Regions from separate parts of the Mus musculus genome. Here region 1 is linked to region 2. The links are chromatin contacts, found by Hi-C in ENCODE. All regions are on one chromosome and are shown on one strand. The core of a region is the stretch at or near the end of the contact, and the rest is flanking DNA. Distances in the headings are between cores, read along the strand shown. Region 1 holds the start of Ces2e (carboxylesterase 2E). Region 2 holds the start of Ces2b (carboxyesterase 2B).

Region 1 (5,595 bases), core at 1,562-4,061, 95 kb after region 2:
CTGCTTCTCTCCCATCATGTGTTCCCTCCTCCTGTATCCACCCCAAGCAAGTGTAGGGGCAGAGAGAAGAGTTAACCCTTGAATACAAATGACCTATGCCCGATACTTCCATGGGAGCCCAACAGCATTATTGAGCTCCTGCTGTAAACACACCTCTGTGGGATACTTATTTCTGCTGATATATAGGACATTCCACAAAGGTGTTTTAGATGCTAAGAAGCCCTCTTACCACTGGGAAGATTCATTGTCAGGTGATTTCTATGGGCGTAAGTTTACCATGTATCAGCATATCTTGGTAAATCTGCATAAGAGTATGAGATAAGCAACAACCCACACTTCAAGTATAAAAAAAAAAAATCCACTCATGATCCTTCCTGTTAATCATCACCTGGTCTCTGCTCCCTAGCAACCATATGACTTCTTTCTGATGGAAGAGTTTGTAAACTGCATAAAATTTGAAAACATCAGGGCTCTGGGCTGTCCTATCATGAAAAGGAATTCTTTGTGACTAGTCTCATTACTAGGTACAATTTATTCAAGCATTGCGTCCTTTGCTAAACAATGCCATTCTACATATGCACTCAACACATTTACCCACTCCCCAGTTAATACACACCTGAGCAACCTGATTCCTACTACTTCCCATCAAGCTCTTGTGAACTTTCTCAAACACAGGGTTTGTTTTGTTTTGTTTTGTTTTAGTTTTGTTTTGTTTTGTTTTGTTTTGTTTTGTTTTTTAGCTTAATATTTTCTTCTCTTTGGGCCAAGCTGTCTTCTATGACTGTATCATTCTTATCTCCTCCAGGCATGTTTGAGGACACTGGTGACCCCATATCTTTGCACCGAATCGGTGTGAAGGAGTATCTATTGCAGGTGTTTCAATAGAATTTGAGCTTCTGCTTCCCCCACTTCTCCCTGTTCCTGAGCTCACTCTCCACTTCTTCCAAGAAATGCACCTGAGAGTCTTCTTCATTCCACATATTTGCTATGGCCTTGGCAATTACCAACATGAGGGTCTCTGGATAAATGTGCAGTAAGTAACAAAGCCCATGGGTTCTACCACCCCTTCCCAGCATTCCCAGTTACTGTTCTATAGATAACTCCATGACCAAGAGTACTTGTGAAAGAAAGCATTTAATTGGGGGCTTCCTTACATTTCAGAGGATGAGTTCAGAACCATCATCCTGGTGGGCAGCATGGCAGCAGGCAGGCAGGAACGGAGCTGGAGCAGTAGCTGAGAGTTTACATTCTGATCCATAAGCAGAAAGCAGAGACTTGTCCTGGCATGGGTTTTTGAAACTTCAAATCCCACCCCCAGTGACAAACCTCCTTCAACAAGAGCACACCTCCTAATTCCTCCAAAACAGTCCATCAACTGGAAAGCAAACATTCAAATATATGAGTCTGTAAAGGCTATTCTCTTTCAAACCACTACACCAGTAGAGCTGAGAAAGTCTTGTATTAAGAGGAAGCACCAGGAAGCCCTGAAAACTTGAAGATGCTGATTCCTTGACCCTGAGAAAGAAGGAACTGAAGACGACCTCGTAGCCCTACAGCGCATCAGTTTCTTTGCTCAAGGAACTGAGAGGAGGGAGAGGAGCAGCCAGTGAGGGCTGGGACAGCAGACTGGTCAGGAGTGCATTGCAGCCACTACATTGAAACAATAGCCAGTGTTGGTAGGGAAAGGCTTGGCTGTATCATGCTTGCAGAGACAGAGAAGCCTTAAGGATGTAGCTCCGCCCGCAGTGCTAGGCCCATAAATTATCAGGATCTGGAAATACAGAGTGAAGGCAAATTCTCAGACTTCAGGCTTACTTTGATCCCTGTATCATGCCCTCTAGGAGATCCGTTGGGCATTGTGGGAGCTCCTAGTCCTGTACTCTTTGGTGTGTTCTGCCAGGGTTCTTTGTGATTATTACACACCTAGTGTAGACCTGTACCTTTGGCTTTATCATAGACTCTGAGAGCTCAGACACTGAGAGTTCAGTGTTAGACTAGCAGGACCTGAGTAAATGTTTGCTAAGTGAAGACCAGGAGATGGCACAATGTGCCAAGGAATTTTCAAAAGGCCAGAGACCTAAAATGGGTCCCCTATATCCACATGGTGGAATGATCTGACTGACGGAAGAGGCATTTCACATGTGTGGCATGGCATTCACACATGCATATAAACACATGCACAAGAAAGAAAGAAATAGAAAAAAATGGAAAGTGCTCCTTAAGTAGATAAAGAACTATGAAAGTTGATCTCAGCAGGAGCTGGCTAAAAGAGGAAACATATATTACAGAGGTGGTGTGAATAAGGAATGAGACTTGCGAAGTGCCACATTGTGGTGTTTCAGTGAAATAGCCAGGACACATGTGGAGGGGTCCATATAGACCCTAAGATCACTGTAATGGACATATTCTGAACACATTCTCTCCCTCCTTCCCTCTCTTCTCCCCCTCCCTCCCCCTCCCCTCTCTTATCTTGAATACATACCTACTTGAAGAAGCCCCCCAGGCTGTCTCTGTTACAGATTCCTGTTCTCTGAACTCCAGAACAACACTAACATCTGCCCAATGAGTACAAGGACAGTGATCATGGTTTGAATTGACTTAGGCTTGAATATAGGACTCCCTGTGTTACAGAAGGACTTCAGATGGCATGATATACCTTTCTAGGAGGCCAAAGAGCAGGAATAGAGATTGCTTTGGCTTCCTGCTGGCCTGCTCTTCTTTGGCAATACGAACTTTGCCCCGCCCTAGTGAATTTCCTGCCTACTTTATTTTAGGTCCAAATTCCTGCCTAGGCAAGACCCACATCTTTTATTTCCTGTCCATAGCACACAGATATCCTGGAGCAACACAGACTCAGATCTAAGAGCTGACTATGCCACTATACAAACTTCTTGGATGGCTGAATGCTGTGGCCTGTGGGGTCCTGCTTCTCGTTCTGCATGTGCAAGGTGAGAGTCATTCAGTGAGCAATGAGGAACAGGTCAGAGCTGCTCAGTTCCTCGGAGTCAGCAGGTTCGTTTGTGGGAGGGAAGTCACCAGGGAGGGAAAAGCTGGTAAAGATGGCAGATAAAAAGGGTGGAAAATGTGTGCCTCCCAATGCCTTCACCAAAGCCCACAGAGTGAACCCTGCTGCACATAGAGGGTCAGCAATACCTATGAACACCCCTTTCCAAAAACAATCATTCCAGTGGAAGAAGGGCTAAGAAGTGCTGCACCTGAAGGTTAGAGGAAAGAGAGCAAAGGTATCATTTCCTCTCTCCCTGTGTGACTGTGGCTGCTACAGACCTTTCGGTGATGATGAAAAGAATACATCCATGCTGTCAAGTGGCTCTGAGCATGTCTCCTCCTTAGAGACATGCCCTGCTACCATTCAAAAGGAGTATAAGTAATGTTCCTGGCTTGGGGGTTATGTAGAAGCTCCTACTCGCACATCCCACACCTGAGCCTACACACCCCAAATTCCCTTCCCCATGGGCACTTAGTGAAAATAAGGTGGGAATAAACCATGTAGTGGCAACTGCCTGGGCAAAACTAACCATGTTGGCATCTCCACCCACAGGTCAGGACTCAGCCAGCCCCATCAGGAACACACACACAGGCCAGGTGAGAGGCAGCCTTGTCCACGTGAAGGACACTGACATCGCTGTTCATACCTTCCTGGGAATCCCCTTTGCCAAGCCTCCTGTAGGACCACTGCGCTTTGCACCTCCTGAGGCCCCTGAGCCATGGAGTGGGGTGAGGGATGGGACCTCACATCCAAACATGTAAGTTTTGGACCTAGACAATTGCAGGCCGGGGGTAAAAGCATGCTTTAAGCTCTGGGAGCAAATGAAATGCTTCCTTCTTCTCAACCCCATAGAAGTTTTCTGTCTATGATGTGCAGTGCGTTGTGCATTTTTAGATACATAGCTAAGGCTTCTAATAGAAAAAACTTTGCCAGTCTCCTGGGTCAAAGATCAGTTCCTATACGTTATCTCTCAGTTTTGCAGTGAGAAACAGATATGAATGGTTCCTAGATTCAGAATATGCCAAGTGATCTCTGCCACCATAAATGAGGTCTATGGACAAAGGTCAGTATAAACACCTTAACCAGCAAGAGCCCAGAGTCAAGTATAATGTACTATAAGTCTCTCAGGAGGGCAGCAGTGATGTGTCCTTTCACAACTCCAGCCTCTACAGTTCCTCATACAACCAAAGGAGCCAAGTGCCATTGTCCAAAGAAACATATAAAACCTTCCTCTGAAGATTACGTGTGAAGTAGAGGTCCTGAGAGTTTCTGGAAGTAGGGTAAAGAACATCCCATGGGTCTTTGGGACATTGTTTTTGGGACATTGTCCACTGCACCCCTTAGTGCCTGTGTAGGTATTGCACAACATTATCTTGGTATCTTCATTTTGTTTCTTGTAGCTGTGATAAAATACCTGGTAAAAAGCAGGTTAAGACAGAAACTGTTTATTATGGGTCACAACTCCATGTTACCATAGACTACAAGGGGGAAACTTAAGGGAATAAATAATATCACATCTTTAAATGGGACCAGAGAGCAAGGAATGCATACCTACTGCCTAATGTTCAGTTTGCCTTCTCTGTTCATACTATTCAGAAGCCCCTTCTTAGAGAATGGTTCCCCCCATGGTTGAAAAGTTTACCACCTCAATTAACAGAATCAAGGAAATCCCCATAGGCTAACCTGATCTAGACAATCCTTCACTGAGACTATATTCCCAAGTGATTCTATGTTATCTTAAGGTAAAAATTAAGACTAACCTTCTCAATAGGCATTAAAGAGTACTAACAGAACTGGTGCTTATCGCTGCTCACGGGAAATTATTCTCATAGAGCCTCCAGGAGTTCCCCAGAAGCCAAACTCAAAAAAGAATAAAATATATGCCTTCACCCAAGTGGGGACCTCTCTGGAAATCTGATTCTACCTCAGATTTCAATAAGCCTGCAGCCTTTACCATGGTAGGAAAAGGAAATCTTAGGGATACTAGAAAGCACAAAAAACCTGAGTTCTGCTACCGTGTAGACCCTCGTGGGTTCAAGAAGACCTTCTTATCCACTATTGGCAGCTGAACCCTAGGTATAGGACACTGAGCAATGGAGTGCTGGGGTGTCAGAGGTTCTGTTCCAGGAACTAACTCTTTAGAGAGAATCATACATTAGCAGGACAACTTGGAGGGAAGTGGCTAAAAGTGGCTGAGAGACAACCCAGACTGATAAGACCTGATATTGACCAGTAAATATCTCTTGTATTAACTGTCTGCCATTGTCATCAGGTGTCTACAAAATGACAATTTGATGGGTTCAGAGGATCTGAAGATGATGAACTTGATCCTGCCTCCCATCTCTATGTCTGAGGACTGCCTGTATCTCAACATCTATGTACCAGCCCATGCCCATGAGGGTTCTAACCTACCTGTGAGAGCTGGGTCATGGTCAACTGGGTGGCAGTGGGGTTTTCTTTCTTAGGAAGATTAGAAAGCACAAAACAACTGAGTTCTGCTATAGTGTAGACCCTAGTGGTTCAATAAGACCTTCTTACCCACAATTGGCAGCTGAACACTAGGGACACTGAGCAATGGAGCACTGGGA
Region 2 (6,200 bases), core at 523-3,022:
CATTCCCCTATGCTGGAGCATCAAGCCTTCATAGGACCAAGGGCCTCCCCTCCCTTTGAGCCAGACAAGGCCATCCTCTGCTATGTATGCAGCTGGAACCATGAAAAAGACACCTAGTTAATTGGGGGTGGGGACGGGGGGGGGAGAACAAAGTCTACTTAAACCACTGTGGGAGTAGGTAGAGACATTGAAGGTGAGTGTACATCATTGGCTGGGGCCAATGCACTCAGGATGCCTCATCTGCATAAGGAGGAATTCCAGGTGCTGCCAGGCTAAGTGACCTCCTGGGAGCAGGGAGGCAAAAGTACACACAGAGCTATGTGTGCCTGGAAACCCAGACCACAGGCAGTGGGGAAGGATCCTACTGCTAGCCTCAGTATTTCTGGGGTTTGGACATGCCACGCCTCTGACTGATGGCGCATTGAGGAGCAGAGCACACAGGGATTTCCCAAGCTGAGCTACAGAAATGTCTGGGATTAAGAAGCACAGGGATGCACAGCATCCATTGGGATCTGGCTTCTCCATCCCAAGATTGGAGGAACCAGGAACTTCTCAGCCCTCATGGTCTAGCAATTCTTTTTTCAGGGAACTTGGTGTAGAGAGAACAGCTACCAAGAAAGGCTTAGATGACAGACAGGACAAGAGTGCATTGGAGAGGTAAAATTAGAGGAGGCAGAAAAACTGAGCTGGGTTTTGCCAGGGAAGCAGCCAGAGAGACACAAGGAAGTTTTGTAGTGCCATGCTGTAAAGTTCTGGATTATTATTTAGATAATAAAGACAGTAATCATAATTTGGAGCCAAGGCAAATTCTCACATGCACTAAAGGCTGTCTGGCACTGATCCCCACAAAACTTCCTCTAGAGAGTCAGGCTGGACTGGATATGGGCTCCGGATCCTTCATTCTTTGATATATCCTGTAGGGGTTCTTTGTAATTTAGATTGACCATAATGTTAGAGATATTAAGGTCCCATTAAATACTGGTCATGTGATTAAGAGTGAGAGTAATCAGTGTGTTATAAGAGAACGTTCCTTCAATGCTGATGACCTAAGTTCCATCTTGAGATTTACCAGTGGAAGGAGAAGATGCACTTGGCACACATTCTCCTTTCACCTCCTTATATGACCCATAGCCCGGCAGCAACTGCACACACATATCCATGAGCACAGTAAATGCAAACAATTAAAATTATTGGTTAAATGGATGAGTGACTGTGAAGTTGATCTGGTCAGAAGCTGATCACTAGAGGAGACACATCATTATAGCAGAGTGCATAGGGACTGTGGACTCTAAAACCACCAGAATGTCAGTGTGTTTTGTTGAAACAAATGTGTCCTAAAGGGAAGAGGGTCCATGCAGATCCTAAGATGATTGCAGGGGCCAAGGACCATGGAAACGGGCTCAATAAGCTGAATCTTCAAAGGCCAGGGGAGGCTTGAGAATGAGCTCACACTCAGAGCTCCTGCACTTGCCTGATTCTCCTGTGACATCTTGACTGTGTGCCCTTCTCACAGAAGCACTCTGATTTATCCCATTACAGCTTTCTGGCCAAACACTGGGATAGAGTTCCTGGTATCCCAGTTGAGCTCCAGAATTCATTCTGTGCCTTTCCAGGAGGCCACAGAGAGAAAAGAATTAGCAGAAGTGACTATTCCAGGCCATTGGCTCCTGTCACTTGTTAACTAATAACTTCTCCAACAACTTTGACCGGTCACAACAAGATCTCCACCTATATCCTCTTTGTTTAAATTCCTGCCTGGGCAGGACTCACACAGTCTGCTTCCTGTTTGTGAAACGTGGTCCTCCTAGCAGCACAAACTCAGAGCCTGAGAGCCGGCCATGCCACGGAGCCAAATGCATAACTGGCTGGATGTTCTCCTCTTTGGACTCCTGCTTCTCCTCGGCCATGTGCAGGGTGAGGCTCACTAAACAGGCATGGGGCAATGATTGCAGTCAGACCTGCCAAGTTCTGCATGTCAGAACTGAGCTTGTGGGAGGGAAAGCATGGGGGGCATGGAGGGAACTGGTCAAAAACATGTCATAGATCAGACATTCTCAAACTATAGATTATGACCATAGGAAAAACCAATATATTGACTGGTATAAGAAACACCCAACCATAAAATTATTTTTACTGCTACCTTCTAACTTAATGTTGCTCTTGAGCAGTTTCTCAGTTCCTAAGAGCATGAGAAATATGTGTTTTCCAATGGTCATGTCTCACAGCTTGAGGACTGGTGCAATAGATAAAAATATGAGGCACATGCCTACCAATACCCAGGCAAAAGCACACACATCTTGTGGCCCCACTAACACTCAGAGGGTCAGAGACATCTAATATCACTCTATACTGAAGAGACACTTCAGTGTAAAGAGATTTGAGAGAGCAGATGAGAATTCAGGGGAAGTAAGAAGATAGTTTTCTCTCCTTGGAGTATGGCTATGACTGTAACTACTATAAACATTTGAGCAAGAATGATAATAATCATAAATTCATGTGGCCAAATGGCACTGAGTGTGTGACTTCTTTAGCTAGAGAAATGGTGGGAAATCCTTAGAAAATGAACCAGGAAAGACTCCTGTCGCTGACTGACAGGGACACTCCTACACTCCTACCCCAAAACTAAACTGTGGGGGTAGGGGGCTGGGTTCCCTTCCTCTGTGCCCTTGTATCAATGAAATGGGAATCTCACAATCTGCTGGCAGATGGTTGCAGATACATAACCCTGATAGAATCTCTCCACCAGGTCAGGACTCACCAGAGGCCAGCCCCATCAGAAACACACATACAGGACAGGTCCGAGGCAGCCTTGTCCACGTGAAGGACACTAAAGCTGGTGTCCACACCTTCCTGGGAATCCCCTTCGCCAAGCCTCCTGTAGGACCACTGCGCTTTGCACCTCCTGAGGCCCCTGAGCCATGGAGTGGTGTGAGAGATGGAACTGCACATCCAGCCATGTAAGTTTTGGACCCAGAGGGTTTTAAGCACTGGGGGAGACTGTGTTCTGAGCCATGCTGAAGTGTTTCCTTCATCTCAGCTACACAACAGTTTTCTCTCTTTGTGGATGAGTGCACCATGCATTTTCCTAGTGATGTGTTAATGTTGAATAGAACAACTGGGCCAGGCTCCTGGGTAAAAACTTGGCACTCAGAGGGAGTTACATGTAGATATTATGGAGGGGAACAAAGATAAAGTGCTAACAGATTTAGATTAAGGACAGTGCTTTCTTCCACAACAGGAAGTATATCCAGGCATGAGTAAATGTCACCTATTAGGCATCAGAGCTCCTGACTCCAGGAGAATACACTTCAGGTTCCTGCGGAACACAAGAGTGATCAATACTTGCTAATCCTACTCTCATGGTCACTGTGACAACCTATAGGGCCATGTGCCATTGACCAAGGAATAAGTATATGTAATTAATTCCCTCTAGAGACACTGCAGACAAGAGAAGTTCCCTGAGAGTCTGCACATATGATCAAGGATTACTCACTACCCTTTAGTGTGGCATTGTCTTTTGAACCCTCTAGTAGCTGTGTGAGCCCAATAACAAATACTGGGATCTTAGTTTGTTTTCTGTTGCTGTACTAAAGTAGCCAAAGAAAGCAACTTAGGGGCAAAAGCTACTATTAGAGGCTCCAGATTACAATTCATCATTTGGTAAACACAGAGAATCAAAACTACAGGAGCTGCTCACATCATAGCCACGCCCAGGAACAGAGACTAGAAAATTCTTGTGTGTCTGATAATGCATACATAGCTAGATTTTCTTATATAACTTCATGAATGTCACTACAGACAGCCAATCATTTTCATGGAGACACCCACAGTCTTTCTATCCAAGTCTCAGAAATAAAGACATCAAGACCCTAACATACTGGAGGTCTCCTTAAAAATCTGGCTCCACCCAGCTCTCACAGGGAGCAGCTTAAAGTGGTTGGAAAAAAAATCCAGATTCACATTTGGTTTTGAACACCTACTAGAATATTTGATTGTTCTTTTCATCAGGTGTCTGCAAAATCTGGGTGTAATGAAGGAGATAAAATTGAAGCTGCCACCTGTCTCTACGTCCGAGGACTGCCTATATCTCAACATCTACACACCAGCCCATGCCCATGAGGGCTCTAACCTGCCTGTGAGTGTCAGGCTATGGTCATCTTGGGGAGAGGGCTTTTATTTTTTTCAAAAAGATTAGAAGGGACAAAAGCAACCTGAGTTCCTTTACAGGATGGAACCTGATGAAAGTAAGGTAATTACTTGGGTCAAAAAAGGCCATCTCAGCCACATGATGCAGCTGATACCTGGGTATGGGACACAGCACGCGAGCACCAAGCCATCAAAGGCTCCAACTCCTTAATAAAACCAGAACTCATTCTACAACTAGCTCTTTGCAGAACACTTAGGGGATCAAGCATTGAGGTCACCCACATTTATCCTTTTGGATGGTCTGTTTTGACAATGAGGTTTGATGATCCTTTTAACCTCTAATCTGTATCCATGGAGACAACCCCTCTTGGTTCGACTATGAAGAGCCTGAGTAATGACGAGATTACTCTATATATAGAGGATTAATTCAAAGTACAATGCACAGTCAGGGTCAAGAATAGAAGAACACTGAGCAGCTACTAGATGTCCCTGGTAGTGGCCAAAGCCCTGAAGTCCTGAGAATTTTTACACATGTCTGTAGCTGTACAGAGTCCCAGGAGTTGATATTCTAGTAAGCAGATCAGAGAGCTTGGAAAGGCTGGGAGCTTCCTGGCATCTCTCTTGACTTCTCTAGGTGATGGTATGGATTCACGGAGGTGGACTGGTTGCAGGCATGGCTTCCATGTACGATGGATCTCTATTGGCAGCCATTGAGGACTTGGTGGTGGTCACTATCCAGTATCGTCTGGGTGTCCTGGGCTTTTTTAGGTAAGGCAATGACAGGGCAAAGGTAGCTGACTAGAATTGTGACACCCCTTTGATACATGTCCCTTCCACTTCTCAGCACTGGAGACCAGCATGCCAGAGGCAACTGGGGATTCCTGGATCAAGTGGCTGCCCTACGCTGGATCCAGCAGAACATTGCCCACTTTGGAGGCAAACCTGACCGGGTCACTATTTTTGGCGAGTCTGCAGGTGGCACAAGTGTGTCTTCCCATGTTGTGTCCCCCATGTCCAAAGGACTCTTCCATGGAGCCATCATGGAGAGTGGGGTGGCCCTGCTTCCTTACCTTATCACTGACACCTCTGAGATGGTCTCCACTGTAAGTGCTCTCAGCCCTGCTGCCTCAGCTTTTATACTCTGGTACTCTGATTCTGTGGCTAGTGGCAAAAGCCAGGGCCATGGGGGAAAATCACTACTTTAAAATAATTTGTGATAAAAATGGGGTGAGCATGTACTCACTTCTACTTCATACAAATAAGTATGTTAGCAGACAAGCAAACTGCTCCTTGCAGCTTCTATCACTGGTAAAAAATAAGTATGCATATACTTGGGACCCAGTTCACTGGTTTTGAAAAGTGCTTTGAGTGCAAGCCTGAGCACATAAGTTCAAATCCCGAGAACACATAAACGGCTGGAGACAGTAACATGTATCTGCAATTCTCATGTTACTCAGGTCAGGTCGGAGGTAGATAAACAAGAATTCCTGAATGTGCATAGACCAGATGAGGTTCCAGGTTAAAAAAAAGAAAGAAAGAAAAAGAAAACCACTCTGTTAAATAAAGGGAGCAATATAGACTTATACATTCCCCTCTATCCTTAATATAGAAACCTTAAACTGTTATAGTTTCCCTCATCTTTTAAACACAAAAAGATAGAAGGAGAAAACAAAACTACCCTGAACAAAAAGAACAGATATGCAGGTAGAAAGAGTCCTGCTTGCTGGCTGTCATTTTTGAACAATAGAACAATGGGGACAATATGTATTCATTCCAATCCACACAGCACATGCTACAGTGTGGGAATTAGGCTCAACAGCATGGACATGGAAATGAGAACTCTTTTCCATGCTTGTTCCCTTTGCAGACGGTGGCCAAGCTCTCTGGATGTGAGGCCATGGACTCAGAGGCCCTGGTGCGCTGTCTGAGAGGCAAAAGTGAAGCAGAGATTCTGGCTATTAACAAGGTTGGGAGAATTGTGTGTCTGGGAGAACCTGCTGTACATGATGTGGGATTCTGAACCAAATAGCTCATCTTTATGCCTTTGTGTTCTT

What was found. A loop is a pair of places that touch in the nucleus more often than their neighbours do.
Region 1: a map of CH12.LX shows a loop between it and region 2 (2.3-fold over the local background). The contact joins the promoter of Ces2e here to the promoter of Ces2b in region 2. A Hi-C loop is called at or near these places in 4 of 37 maps with a recorded cell type or tissue (CH12.LX, Patski, mouse embryonic stem cell and 1 more).

What each region holds. Positions count from the first base shown.
Region 1 is chr8:104,923,449-104,929,043 of GRCm38, forward strand. It overlaps Ces2e (carboxylesterase 2E), which reads left to right and starts at 2,812. Exons shown (of 12, transcript NM_172759.3): 1 at 2,812-2,948; 2 at 3,560-3,764; 3 at 5,280-5,421. The coding sequence starts at 2,873.
Region 2 is chr8:104,829,834-104,836,033 of GRCm38, forward strand. It overlaps Ces2b (carboxyesterase 2B), which reads left to right and starts at 1,773. Exons shown (of 12, transcript NM_198171.3): 1 at 1,773-1,914; 2 at 2,747-2,957; 3 at 4,009-4,135; 4 at 4,781-4,914; 5 at 4,991-5,249; 6 at 6,014-6,112. The coding sequence starts at 1,839.